Linked DNA regions of Homo sapiens: region 2 is linked to region 1. Evidence: chromatin contacts called from ENCODE Hi-C or POLR2A ChIA-PET data. All regions are on one chromosome and are shown on one strand. Each heading gives the region's core, a stretch centred on a gene start or an enhancer-like site at or near the end of the contact. The rest is flanking DNA. Distances are from core to core; before and after follow the strand shown. Region 1 holds the start of SRSF1 (serine and arginine rich splicing factor 1). Region 2 holds the start of BRIP1 (BRCA1 interacting DNA helicase 1).

The links. A loop is a pair of places that touch in the nucleus more often than their neighbours do. ChIA-PET counts read pairs that join two places held with the same protein, here RNA polymerase II (POLR2A). Pooled maps may share reads with other maps.
Region 2: a loop to region 1 is called in a map of naive thymus-derived CD4-positive, alpha-beta T cell, with 28 times the contacts of the local background. The contact joins the promoter of BRIP1 here to the promoter of SRSF1 in region 1. A Hi-C loop is called at or near these places in 1 of 168 maps with a recorded cell type or tissue (naive thymus-derived CD4-positive, alpha-beta T cell) and 1 of 50 pooled maps. POLR2A ChIA-PET finds 5 or more read pairs at or near these places in 1 of 52 experiments (Panc1).

The regions. Positions count from the first base shown.
Region 1 is chr17:58,003,036-58,009,818 of GRCh38, forward strand. It overlaps SRSF1 (serine and arginine rich splicing factor 1), which reads right to left and starts at 4,211. Exons shown (of 4, transcript NM_006924.5): 1 at 3,909-4,211; 2 at 3,308-3,492; 3 at 2,766-2,938; 4 at 1-2,565. The coding sequence starts at 4,102. The coding sequence ends at 2,371. RefSeq lists enhancers at 1,822-3,021, 3,353-3,402, 3,673-3,722, 3,846-4,564, 4,513-4,562.
Region 2 is chr17:61,862,162-61,868,673 of GRCh38, forward strand. BRIP1 (BRCA1 interacting DNA helicase 1) reads right to left here and starts at 1,367. Exons shown (of 20, transcript NM_032043.3): 1 at 1,123-1,367. It overlaps INTS2 (integrator complex subunit 2), which reads right to left. Exons shown (of 25, transcript NM_001351695.2): 24 at 5,672-5,848; 25 at 3,206-5,565. The coding sequence ends at 5,396.

The sequences.
Region 1 (6,783 bases), core at 2,961-5,460:
ATCTGTGCTGATGTTAACATTTAATACTTACCTTTTTTTGAGATGAGTTTCATTGAGAATATCAAAAGCTATCTCCAAGTGAACATTAGTAGCCATCAACCAATTTTGCACAAAAGCCTATGTTGTCTATGACCACCAGAAAATAAGCAGCATCTATAGTTTTTTAACCACTTTATAACAAAGTAGAGAAGCTTATCTTTCAGATGCTAGATCCATCCCCCACCGTCATTTACCAAGTTACATACACAAATGCCTTATTCTCCCCTTTTGCTTTCCCCTGAAGACTTTTACAATTAACAATAAAAGATGGCTAATACCATTAGATTGCCTTTTAAGAACTTTTAATTTGCTAACACATTAACACAAGAGTCAAAATCTTATCTTACTTAACAATTTAAAGATTAACTGATAGACCCAGTTAGAATCTTACATGAAGAGGAAAAAGGACAACCATGCATAGTTTTTTAAAAAATGTTTATTTTTTCAAAGAAAACGGCAATAGCCAATTGGAAACCTACTTATTCTTCAACTCCAATTTTGTTTTCTTTAAATTTAGAAGTGACTTACTGATTTACTATTTTAAACAAACCCCCCCTTTCCCCTTTAAATGTTTACCATCTACTCGTGCTGAATCCTTCCAAGGAGATTGCTCCAGCGTTTATCTCCAGGTCCTCGCTTTGCTCCTTTTACCAAAAAACGCAAAACACAATTCCATCGTGCATCTTAAGGGCTCCAATCGTCAAAAATAGGAAAAAAAAAATCTTTGGAATAGCCAATTAAGTTGAATAAAAAAATCCACACGAATGCGGTTTGGTTGGGGCAGGAATCCACTCCTATGTTCCTGGTAATCTGATCCCGCTCCATGAATCCTGGTAATTCATCCTCCCTATCCTATCCACATTATGATTTGAATCCAATGATCCAGCTCCAAGGATTGGGATCCAGTGAGCCCTCTCCAATCCAAACCTTTATAACCAGCAAAACCAAAAAAGAGGAGGCAAAATGTTAGATACTGTAATCAAAAAAGGTTTCTGGGGAATGATGAGTTATGTCTGTCATCAGTTTAACAGATGCACATCAATAACTATCAAATTCCCCAAAACAAGTTTCTGAATGGTGTTCAGATAAATTTTAGAAACTTAATCATCATAGAGACTAATTGGAAGAAGCATTTTGTATTTACAGTTCAACTGATAATGCCAACACTTGTTACTGTACAGCGTATTACAGGTTTCGTGGTTGCAAGAAGTTACGTAATTTAAGTTTACTGGCATTGCTACCCACCTAAGTCTAAAACTAAATCTAATGCTCCCATTTGCAATTTAATTTGTAAATTAAAGTCTTTTAAACATATGAACCAATTATGAATATTAGTTTAAAGGGGAAGGTGAGACTTAAAAGTATTCCCAACTAGATTATCTACACCAATACATTGGAACTCTATATTTTGCTTTCATTTTGTCTTAAAAAAATGAAATAGCAACGCTCTATCAGTCACACAGAGGACATGCAGATTTAGCAGTATTGATATTATACTCTATCTTGTTGGATTTAAAAACACCCTGTACCCACATGTACACCAACAGCAGGTCACACATTAACAGTTGTAACTAAGCACTGTGACAAATTAGCCAGTTCTTCCCACATTAGTCCCTATTAAAACAAAAATGGGGGGAAGGGAGCAAAATAAGTTGCTACAAAATGGGCAATATAATTTTGCCACAATTGCCAAGGTTTAAAAAGCAAAGCAATTGTAGCTAAAGACAACTGAATAAAATGTTTGCAAGTGTTTTAAGGAAAATGTATATAATCATTTTTAACCCCTGCCTTTTAGTATAAGGTCAATACTGCCAATTTCATCTGTGACAATAGCACTTGGAGTCATACCATTGCCTCCATTATTGATCTGATCCTCCTCAATCCTCCTTTTGACAATCCTAAAATGATTGAAATGTGCTCCACAATCCTTAATCCAAAGCATTCTTAATCCATCTCTTCAGATATGTCTACAGAAAGACACATGAAAAGCAAGATAAACATAAGAACTTCCCCAGGTAAGATAACCACAAACACCCCCAACATCCCAGTTCACACAAACCAGGGCAGATAGACATTTACACAATATCACAGTCTGAAGAGTATGGAGTTAACTAAATTTAAACAATCCTGTCTATGACATCACTTAAAATACAATTTATCAAAGACACGAAGGGAATGTAGATGTTAGGAGCAAGGGGATATTACAAGAATGCAATTCAACACTTTAGCCCATTCTGAACAAAACAGTTTGAATTAAAAAATGAAAAGATTGTACTGAATAAAGGAAAACTGTATACAACATGGGTTCTACAAAAAGTGTCACCAATCATCTTATGTACGAGAGCGAGATCTGCTATGACGGGGAGAATAGCGTGGTGATCCTCTGCTTCTCCTTGGGGAGTAACTGCGACTCCTGCTGTTGCTTCTGCTACGGCTTCTGCTACGACTACGGCTTCGAGATCGAGATCTTCCATAACTTGGACTTCTGGGCCCATCAACTTTAACCCGGATGTAGGCAGTTTCTCCCTATTGGATAGACAGAACTTTCCATTGAAAGATCTAAGCTTTCATCTATCTTCAGACATGCTGAATGAATACAATGTAACTAAAACCAGAAATCTGGCAATTTACTTGGACAACCTTGCCTGAATCCTTACCTTGAAATTCCACTGTTAAGACCACTGTATCCAATTCTGGTCAAAGAAAAGAATACGTGTATAACCTACCTCATGAGATCTAAACTTAGTGTTATCCAGTTTTCGAACTGCATAGGTCATATCTTCTTTCCGTACAAACTCCACGACACCAGTGCCATCTCGGTAAACATCAGCATAACATACATCACCTGCTTCACGCATGTGATCCTTTAAATCCTGCCAACTTCCACTTGGAGGCAGTCCTGAAAAAGTGATTTTTTTTTTCTTAGTACCAATTATCTTAAATTTCACGTTAAGCTGGTAAGGTACATTAGGACAAAGAGTACTTTAAAGTACTTAATAGGTGTACTTAAGTGATACCAGGTAAAGAGAGCTGGTAAGATTCTGGAATCCAGAGTCCAAAATTATTTGTAACGATCTTCGTATCTAGTACCGCAACCTAATTTGGTAAATCACCACAGCAGCAATCCTCGTTTATTAAATTCACCCAAAAACTAAAGCAATTTAAGACCTAGCATGAAAAATTTGCAATTATTAAACCTGTCACGCAAGAGAAAAATTTTAGGTAGTTTTCGTCCCTTCACATCAATCCACACAACCAGTACACTCACCAGAGACAACCACTCTGTTTTCAGACCGCCTGGATGGGGGGCCATAGCGACCTCGGGGAGCTCCGCCACCTCCACCCCCGCCGCCGCCTCGGCCTGTTCCACGGCCGCTTCGAGGAAACTCCACCCGCAGACGGTACCCATCGTAATCATAGCCGTCGCGACCATACACCGCGTCTTCCGCGTCTCTGCGGGATCGCAGAAAGTAAAAGGGATGAGAAACACCAGGAGGAGAAGCTCGCTCAGTTGGGAACCAGCAAACCCCCCGCACATGCGCACCCAACGTGGAAGAGCCCACATGCGCCGCATAATAGGAATGGCCCCTCCCCCACCCAGAAACACGCCAGGCTCCCAACCACTACACCAGCCCTCAGCGCCTCAGTTTCCCGCTCCAGCCTGCGAATGGGCTCCGGGGACGTCCAAGGCGAGGCGCCAGAGAAGCCACATCAACTCAGCTCCTTACTCGACTCCTGCATGGGCGATACAGTCTCGCCCCAACCTCTCTAAGAGCCCCCGCTTCCCCGTTCTCTATGTTAAGGCCTTGGAGCCTTCCCCAACTACTCGGACCTATTTCCTCAAGGCTGCAAGCCCCATGCCGCCTCACCGCGGGTCCTCGAACTCAACGAAGGCGAAGGGCGGTCCCCCGCGGCGATTCTTGAGGTCGATGTCGCGGATAGCGCCGTATTTGTAGAACACGTCCTCAATGTCCTTGGTTCGGATGTCTGGAGGTAAGTTACCCACGTAGATGCGGCAATCGTTGTTCCCTGCGGGGCCACGAATCACACCACCTCCCGACATGGCGGTGACGAAAAGCGCGGACTCGAGAACAGGCCTTCCCACCAAGCCTAGCGCACGGCAGAGCGAGCCCGCAGCGGCACCACGTCTCCCGCGGCCCCTCCAAAATGGCGCCTTTATCAGCTCGGCGCACGGATATGGGGGGGAGACAGAGGAAGAGAAGCGGAAGGAAACAGCGATTCGATCCCAACACGCACGCGCGGGAGCGCAACGGGTGCTGCGAGGGCTACGTTCAGCGCACGCGCACGCACGCGCGACGTCACCCTCCCCACGAAGGGGGTAAAAAAGTCCCCCGCGTTCCCAGCTTGGGGTGGTTTGCGAACAGAGTGACCAGCCGTTTGGTAAAAGTTAAATAACGAACTTTCGTTAAAGGAGCTAGTCATCCAGGTCGGGTCTTGAAGGATGGTCGATTTCTCCAGGAATGAGGATCTTTGAAAGCAACTCGGCGCCTTCAAAGCACTTGGTGAAACCTAGCCTAAAGCGTTGTCCCACCATGCTCTGCGGCGATAACGGCCTTTGGCGGGAAAGAGTCTCGGAGGCGGGGCCAAAGGGGGACGGCCCGGGCGGTTGCTCCGGAAACCCGGGTATCTTCGTAGGGTGCGTCTAATCCAGAGCTGAGTTGCGGGTGATTGAACGGAGAGCTGGGGCGTTGGTTTGTCTTCCCGCCCCTGCTGCGAATAGACCGTGGCTGCTTAGACAGATGTGTCTAATTTAGCGAAACCGATTTAGATTCCTTAATCCTCTTCATTAAGTACCGTTCCGCCTTCTCGTCAGAACTTTGCATAGCTCGGGTCAGCACTCCTAGTGCTAGTCGCAGTGGGTCCGTATCCCGACCGGCAACGTGGTACCCGCCAACCAGAAGGGGTAACACCGTACCGCCTATGGGACCCACACCTTTTTATCTCTTGTTAGTCGCCTGTCCGTGGGACTAGCGCAGAATGCCTGCAGAATGAATCGTTTCTGTTGTTTCCTTTCAAAGAACGAGAAGGAAGAAAGGGTGCGTGTGTGCAGTCCTTTTTTCAAAAGTTTTCCCTAAAAGTTACTGATACACCAGGTTTTGAAAATACCGGTCCTCTCAGGTAATAAAATGGAGCAAAATGGATGTGAGAACCGTAACCACTAGATACCGCGGTTGCTATTCAGGACTGTGATCCTGTTTGCCTGCGGCATTGGGAGATAACATTTTACATTTTTTTTCGACGTCTGAAATCTGGATTTTTATGTGAAATCCTGGGATTTTTAAACGTCGCTAATGAATTAAAATTCAAATCAGGCTGGGCGCGGTGGCTCACGCCAGCACTTTGGGAGGCCGAGGCGGTTGGATCACTTGAGGTCAGGAATTCGAGACCAGCCTGGCCAACATGGTGAAATCCCGTCTCTACTGAAAAAACAAAAAATTAGCCGGGCTTGGTGGCAGGCGCCTGTAATCCACTCTACGCGGGAGGCTGAGGCAGGAGAATCGCTAGAACCCTGGAGGCGGAGGTTGCAGTGAGCTGAGATGGCGCCATTGCACTGCAGCCTGGGCTACAGAGTGAGACTCCTCCAAAAAAAAAAAAAAGGAGGGGGAAACAACAACAAATTAAAATCAAACCCTGCAGTCATAAATTTGCCATAACAGATCTACACACTGAATTTAAGGGATAATTTTCTTCATGTTATTTATTTACAGTAGTCCCTTTCCGCAAGGATGTGAGGCAACTTACAGAGATACCATAAAACATGAAAACTAGATGAGGCTGGGCGTGGTGGCTCACTCCTGTAATCCCAGCACTTTGGGAGGCCGAGGCGGGCGGATCACCTGAGGTCAGGAGTCGGAGACCAACATGTCGAAACCCGTATCTTCTAAAAATACAAAACATTAGCTGGGTATGGTGGCGCGTGCCTGTAATCCCAGCTACTCGGTAGGGTGAGACAGGACAATCTCTTGAACCCTTAGGAGGTGGAGGCTGCAGTGAGCGGAAATCACGCCACTGCACTCCAGCCTGGGTGACAGAACAAGACTCCATCTCACACACACACAAAAAAAATGCTAGAGTAAGAAATCAGAGGAATGGGAAAATGAGGGGTGGATTAAATGAAATACGCATAAATTACTATACAAAATGCCTGCAGTGAAAGCCCGTTGAATTTGTTGAGATAGATTGCAAATTTTACTTTAGTCTTCCCAGAAGTCACGGTAAAGAAGGGTACAGAAGTATTGTGTATTCAAAATCCAAAGTGCCTTTGGGATAAAAGTAAATAGGTCATTCAGGAGAAGGACATGTTTTCTTAATTCTAAAAGCTGATGAAATATATTTTACAAATGTTTCTCGGTGACCCCAAAATACAAATTCAATTTGAAATGAGCAGGGATGCTTGGTCTTGTGGCCGTAGATCCTCGGTATATCTACAGATGACCTTTGGTAATCCTTGAGCTTTCTGTAATATTTTCGAAAATTATATGCATGTGTGCATGTACAAAATTATATGCATGTGTGTACTTTTTTCTGGGAAGAGGATTTGGAATTTTAATCAACTTCTTAAAGGAGTCCATAGATCCCAAAAGGAAAAAGAACTTCTGAAATTTGTCAAGGGAAGGATAGATTGCCTATTCTTCAGACCATCCTTTAAGTATATATATAGATGTGTGTTTGTGTGTGTGTGTGTATATATATATATATATATATATATATTTTTTTTTTTTT
Region 2 (6,512 bases), core at 117-2,616, 3.9 Mb after region 1:
CTTTGACATATCTTTTTACTTCTCTAGTCTAAGATCCTTACCTGTGATAACCCCTAATTTAATTTAAAGGCTGTTATAAGAAAGAGAATGCCTTGGCACATAGTAGGCACTCAAAAATGTTATTTGAAGATCAGTAGAGTATTATAGAAACAGGATGGGCTTTGGAGTAAGGCAATCCTAAGTTTGAATTCCACTGTGTGAATCACTTAACTTCTCAGAGCTTGTTTCTCCATATATGGAATTGAAATACTACTACTTACCTGACAGGGTTTTTATGAAAATTAGCCAGGGCAGAATGTACCTAACCCAGGATCTGATACAGATGAGGATCACTTTAATCCTCACCTCTTCTAAACCACTTTTCTTAACCTAGGATCCACGGATGTAATTCAGAGACAATGACCTCTTGAAATTGCAAGCATAAGTTTCTGTACATGATTGCATTTTTCTGAAGAAAAAGTCCATAGATTTCTCTTCCCGTAAATATATCTCAAGGAAATCAAAATAGCGGGGGAAATTACATGCACTGTTATTAAATAAGGAATTATTTGCAGTCGTGGGAAAAAATTGTAAATTCAACCTGGGGACGAAGAGATGGTTAAAATAGCAATTCAATAGATTATGAAGCCAATAATAACATTCACCACTGCTTGTGTGCTCCAAAAGAAGAACCATTATTCTAGGGTATTTTCCAGCTCTAACATTTTGCGATTCTATCTGTAAAGCTCTGAGAATGAGGTATGGTGGAATCTAACCTCTTAATATGAATCAACAACTCAACGCTGGCCTAGTTACTCAGATATAATCTAGAAATCAGCCCGTCCTGTACCCCGGCTGTGGCAACAATAGTGTCAAAATGGGGTAGCTTCCCCCAAACATTGCATAAAGGATAAACACACCCCTCTGCCTCCCGCCAAGAATTAACGCAGCGCCCGGGCTAAGAACAGGCCTGCGCTCAAAGGAGGTAAGGATAGGCTCCCTCCTCAGGTTTTCTGCCCCGTATCTCCCTCCTCCCCCAGCCAGTTGAGATCCCCGAGACCCTGGTGATCCAGTCACCACCCATGGGCCCGCAGGCTGTGCAGAAGAACTCAAGCCCTTTCCGTGGACTTCCCTCCGACTTGCCTGTCTGGAGGGAAACCGAAGCAACGCTCTGAGCTCCGATTCACTGAAGAAAAGGAAAGGAAACCGACTTCTGAGAGCAAATAAAGCGGAGCCCTGGAAGAGAAGAAAGGGCACGAGCCCTTCCTCCTCCCTCTTCCTGGGGGTGCTGCTACTTCCCCGGCCTTGTGTGCAGGACTGGGGCCGCCGTTACCTTTCCTCGACCCACCAGACCCCTCAACCACACAACCCGAGACGAATTCCCGCCTCCCGCCCCCTCGACTCCCAGCGCCCAATAGCCCAGCGAGCTCGACCAATCACCCGCCAAGGCCAGGAATCAACCAGTCCCGGTGCGAGGTGAGGGGGCGAGAACTTCGGCATCCAATGGAAGTCTCCGAAAAAAAAAAAAAAAAACAAGGGCTCAAGGTACGCGGCGGAAGGTTGTCGCCACTCCAGCAAATCCCTAGTGTTTGTTTAAAGTAGAAAGTCGTCTCAGTTTGACTTTTGAAACCGGCGATAGAGTCTATGCAGCAAATTCCTTGGAAACTGGAAGTCTCATTCTTCACGTCCGTAGACCAGCGGAAAGGAAGTATCTTTAAGCTTTGCCAAGTTCTTTGAGCATTTATCAGTGCCACTCAATTTAAATTACCCAGCTTTGCAGTAGCCAGGATAGCGAAGACTCAGGCGGGAATTGCCAGACTGCTGAGCCAAACTTAAGTAAGAAGGCTCTGTGACATCGGGCTACAATCTATCTTTCATAATATTCAAGGCTTTCCCGGATGCTAAAATAAGCCAGAGACAAGCTCTCAGGGTCTCCAGTATCAGATCACTTCTACTTCCATTAAGGCTTATCCGCCTTCCATCCCTCCTAAGACCAGTTTATTATTTGCCAGTAGTACTTTAATTTACTCAAAGAAAAGGAGGTTCATCATGATCTTGCCAAATCATGTTATTTTTTTAAAAAATCTGTATAACCTAAACTTGGCTCAAATAATAATGTCTCCAAAAGGCAAAACCTCATACTGTTTCTCAAATTCAAGTAACTAGTTTGGGGAAGGAGTTTGCTGGGAAGAAAGAGCAGGAGGGGGCTAGTTGATTTGTTTGCCTCATTGTCAATTGTGATATATCTTACCAAAAATGACAAAACTTGTAGTCATAAAAATAAACTCTACCCTTTGACCTAGTAATCTGAGCTCCAGATATTTATCCTAAAGACGTAATCTAAACGAAAGAAAATGTGATACCGCAATTGACAATAATATCTATTGGTAATACTGAAAAAAATTATGAACTTCCCAGTCTAGTAATATGGAGGTGGTTATGACAGATGAATTCAATACATTATGAAGCCAATAAACTTATAAAAATTAAACTTGCAAGAAAAAATCCCATATAAGGTTAAGTGAAAAAAGGCAAAGCAAACCCCAAACTGGGTGTTAGGGATTCAGTAATGTGAAAATACATATGAATGAGCAAAGATGAAGTAATTTACTGTTAAGACAATGAAAGGAAGGATAATGTTTAAAAATAAATCCTTAAAAATACCTTCAAATTGTCATTTCTCTTTTATAATTTTTAAAACATCAACTCTTGGCCGGGCGCAGTGGCTCACGCCTGTAATCCCAGCACTTTGGGAGGCCGAGGCAGGCGGATCACCAGGTCAGGAGACCAAGACCATCCTGGCTAACACGGTGAAACCCCGTCTCTACTAAAAATACAAAAAATTAGCCGGGCGTGGTGGCGGGCGCCTGTAGTCCCAGCTACTCGGGAGACTGAGGCAGGAGAATGGCGTGAACCCAGGAGGCGGAGCTTGCAGTGAGCCGAGATGGCGCCACTGCACTCCAGCCTGGGAGACAGAGCGAGACTCCGTCTCAAAAAAAAAAAAAATCAACTCTTTTGAGTAACTGCTCTAGTATAACTACTCTCATTTTCCTCTCCTAAATTACTAAGAGTTTCAACTGGCTCTCACCTTGCATTGCCATTTAATGTATGTGGCATAACAGAAAGGGATACACGTAGGCCCTGGAGCCATACAGACCTCGAATACAGTCCCTTGAACCGTTCCCTTCAGGTTAACTCTAGTGGAATGAAACACAAAAACTACAGGTTCGTTTGATAAAGAATATGAATGTTTATAAACCAATATTCAAAATAGCTGCACACATCTGTTTTCACTTGAATAAAAAAACACATTGTGACAAATTTTATAACCTTAACTTAAAATACATGAATATTAACATTTACTAATATATTTACACATTTTATTTACATCATCAACAAATCTGATGAAAAAGAGCATATGTGATTATTTTAACACAGCAGGTTATGACCAGTCTTTGAATATTGATCCAGGAATGTGCACTGCATTTAATTAGAAAACATACTTTTAACTTTTTCTGAACTCCTAGGGCATATCTATTCACACAAAATATCGCAAGGCCTCAGTTTAAAAAAAAAAGGAGCAGTTGTATTTAATCTTAAGGGACTACAAAACTGCCTTGTTTAAAAATATGAAAATTCTTATGCTATTTTTAAGATACTTTTATTACTTTTATTTTTCACATCAAAATTACTTAATTGAACATTAAGCATCTAATAAAAAGTTATAAATATTCTATCACATGTGATACTATGCACTTCATGATTTGAAACAGCTACAAACTCATTCTCATAGAATATGAGGTAGGGCCAGTAGTAACCCCATTTTACAAAGGAAGAAAATGAGATGTGACTATTTACTAGTGAAAAGGCTAAAGTTAAATTTCATTTCTCAAAAACTACACCTTCTTATTAGCCTAATTTCTTTTACAAGTGAAGCGGTCTGGCCAGGTGCGGTGGCTCACACCTGTAATCCCAGCACTTTGGGAGGCCAAGGTGGGCAGATCACCTGAGGCCAGGAGTTCAAAACCAGTCTGGGCAACATGGCAAACCCCCGTCTTTACTAAAAATACAAAAATACAGGTGGCGCGTGCCTGCAGTCCCAGCTACTCAGGAGGTTGAGGCACGAGAATCCCTTGAACCCAGGTGGCAGAAGTTGCAGTGAGCCAAGATCATCCCACTGCACTCCAGCCTGGGCAACAGGGGAAGACTCCACCTCAGGAAAAAAAAAAAAAAAACACAAGTGAAGAGGTCTGTTTCAAGTGGGGGTGGGGAAGTGTGTGATTGAGGTATATCTCAGAGAGAAAAAAGGGAATTACTTTCTACATTGATAATTTTTTTTTAATGATTAGGGTTTACCTGAATATGTCTGCCTAATCAATGGAAGTTACTGACAGAGGACTGCAAAATCCTTCGGCAAGACAATATTTTCTACACTTTAACTTTTCCTCAGGTTCAAACACTGCATTTTCTTACTCAAAGATCTTCTCAAAGTAAGATATGAATTATAATCCTGATGACAAACCAAGAGCTCTTTAATCCAGTGGGTTTTATTGCTCTACCTTCATTTAATTTGATACATATTTCCCCCCTCTGAGCATTAGGTAAGTTAATAAAGCATTATAAAAATAAATTTAAAACATAAAACTAAATGAGATCTCTCAGGTTCTTCTTTGAACAAAGATGTTTCTGTAAACACTTTTACACCAGTATCTTAAAATTCCAAATTATTCAAGTATCTCTTTAAACATATGGCTTCATATATTAATAAAAATTGAAGCAAATATGTGAAATCTTTAAATCCTCATCTGTATTTCCACAGAAATCATTTACAAAAGCTACTTGCCTTTTTAAAAGTCTTCTCAATACTCTTTCTTGAGAACTAGAATTCCAACTTGCATTACTATTACTTGCACTGCAAATCTTTGAGATTTCTACTTGTGTTTTTAACTCCTATTATTTCCTTAATTCTCCTTTCCCTTTACCCTTTTTTCCTCTCCCATCTTTGCATCTTTGTCACATTCTGTTACAAGCTCACAGTTAAAATAAACACTAGGGCTACCCACAGACTCATTTTTATAAGAAATTAAAGGCATGGCAGTCTTCACTTCAAAAGCTAAATACAAGGCCAAATTCCCTTTCCAATAATGAGTTTCTTACATGTGTTCCCAGTGGAAAAAAAAAAAGCTCAGCTGCTACAATAGAAACATATCAGCAAAGTAGATCCAAAGATGTGCCAATCAGAAACAAGCAAGCATAATTCTCATAAAGTTCTAAACTATACTCATGTTGAATTGAATTGTTTTAGTGATTCCAAGACAATACTTTACTGTTCCCATTCAGTTTAGAGTTGTTACTAATATGCAGATTCATGTTGGGTATATGCAGCAAACAACTTTTTGTTGTTTTAAATTTTGTTTTAAATTCCACTAACACTCATATTTATTATTTCAATTACTGTTCTTTCAATACAGTGACAGAGCTGTACATCAGGATCCATGCTTCCAGTGTCCCTGGATCCATTTTTATAAGATGAATCTTTACAGATTTGAGACCATCCACTTGGTTTCTCCTTTATTTGTTGAAGACCTACAACATAAGGGAAAAAAAACATTAAGGCCAAGAAATTTGGAAAGGAATTTGGCCTTTTTGTTTGAGATATTAAGATAACCCTTGAAAATAAGTTACCACTTACGTGTAATAATTGGATCAATGTCTCTTGTCTGAGTGGCAACATCAGAGGCACAAACTTGCCCTATTTGGATCAGCAAAGACATAATATCCTCATACAATGGAGGAAATGCTCGACAAAAAGAGACCAAACTTGGCAGAGTTGGCATAAAAAAAGCATACCGCTTAGCCTGTGTTAAAACTGTTGGAAAAAAATGAAACAATATTTTAGTTTACAAATATAAATTCAACACAGCTTACACAACATACTAAGGGGAACTATGCTCTGTGCTGGAGATATGAAGTTCTCTAAACACAGCCAACCCGTCTTCAGAAAGCTCACAATCTAGTAGTCTCAGTCTTTATCCAAGATACAAATTATTATGCACAAGTTTTGCAATAAGTACATTACATGCATTATTTCATTGAATTCCTACAATCTTATGAATGACCAAAGTACTATTATGACACTCATTTTATATATGAGAAAACTCTTAAAAAAAGGTTAGAGAGGTTAAGAAACTTGTTAAAGATCACAAGCCAGTTAGTGGTGGGGCTGAGATTGAATTCAGGCAGTGTAAACTCTTAATCACTACAAATAATTATAACAGGATATAAATACGATGAAAAGAAAAACAACAGGGTATTATGGAAATATTATAATGAGAAAGAATACTAAGTTAACTATGCCATTACATTAAGGGTTGCATTATAGTTCATATATTTTAAAGTAGTTTATTTTCAGACCATTTTATTCTACAAACCAGAAGGTGGTTAAAATATCAGAATATGTTTTAGAACTTATGAAGACATCTAATACATTTATCTTTCATTTATACATATGATGATATTTTTCTGGAACTCTG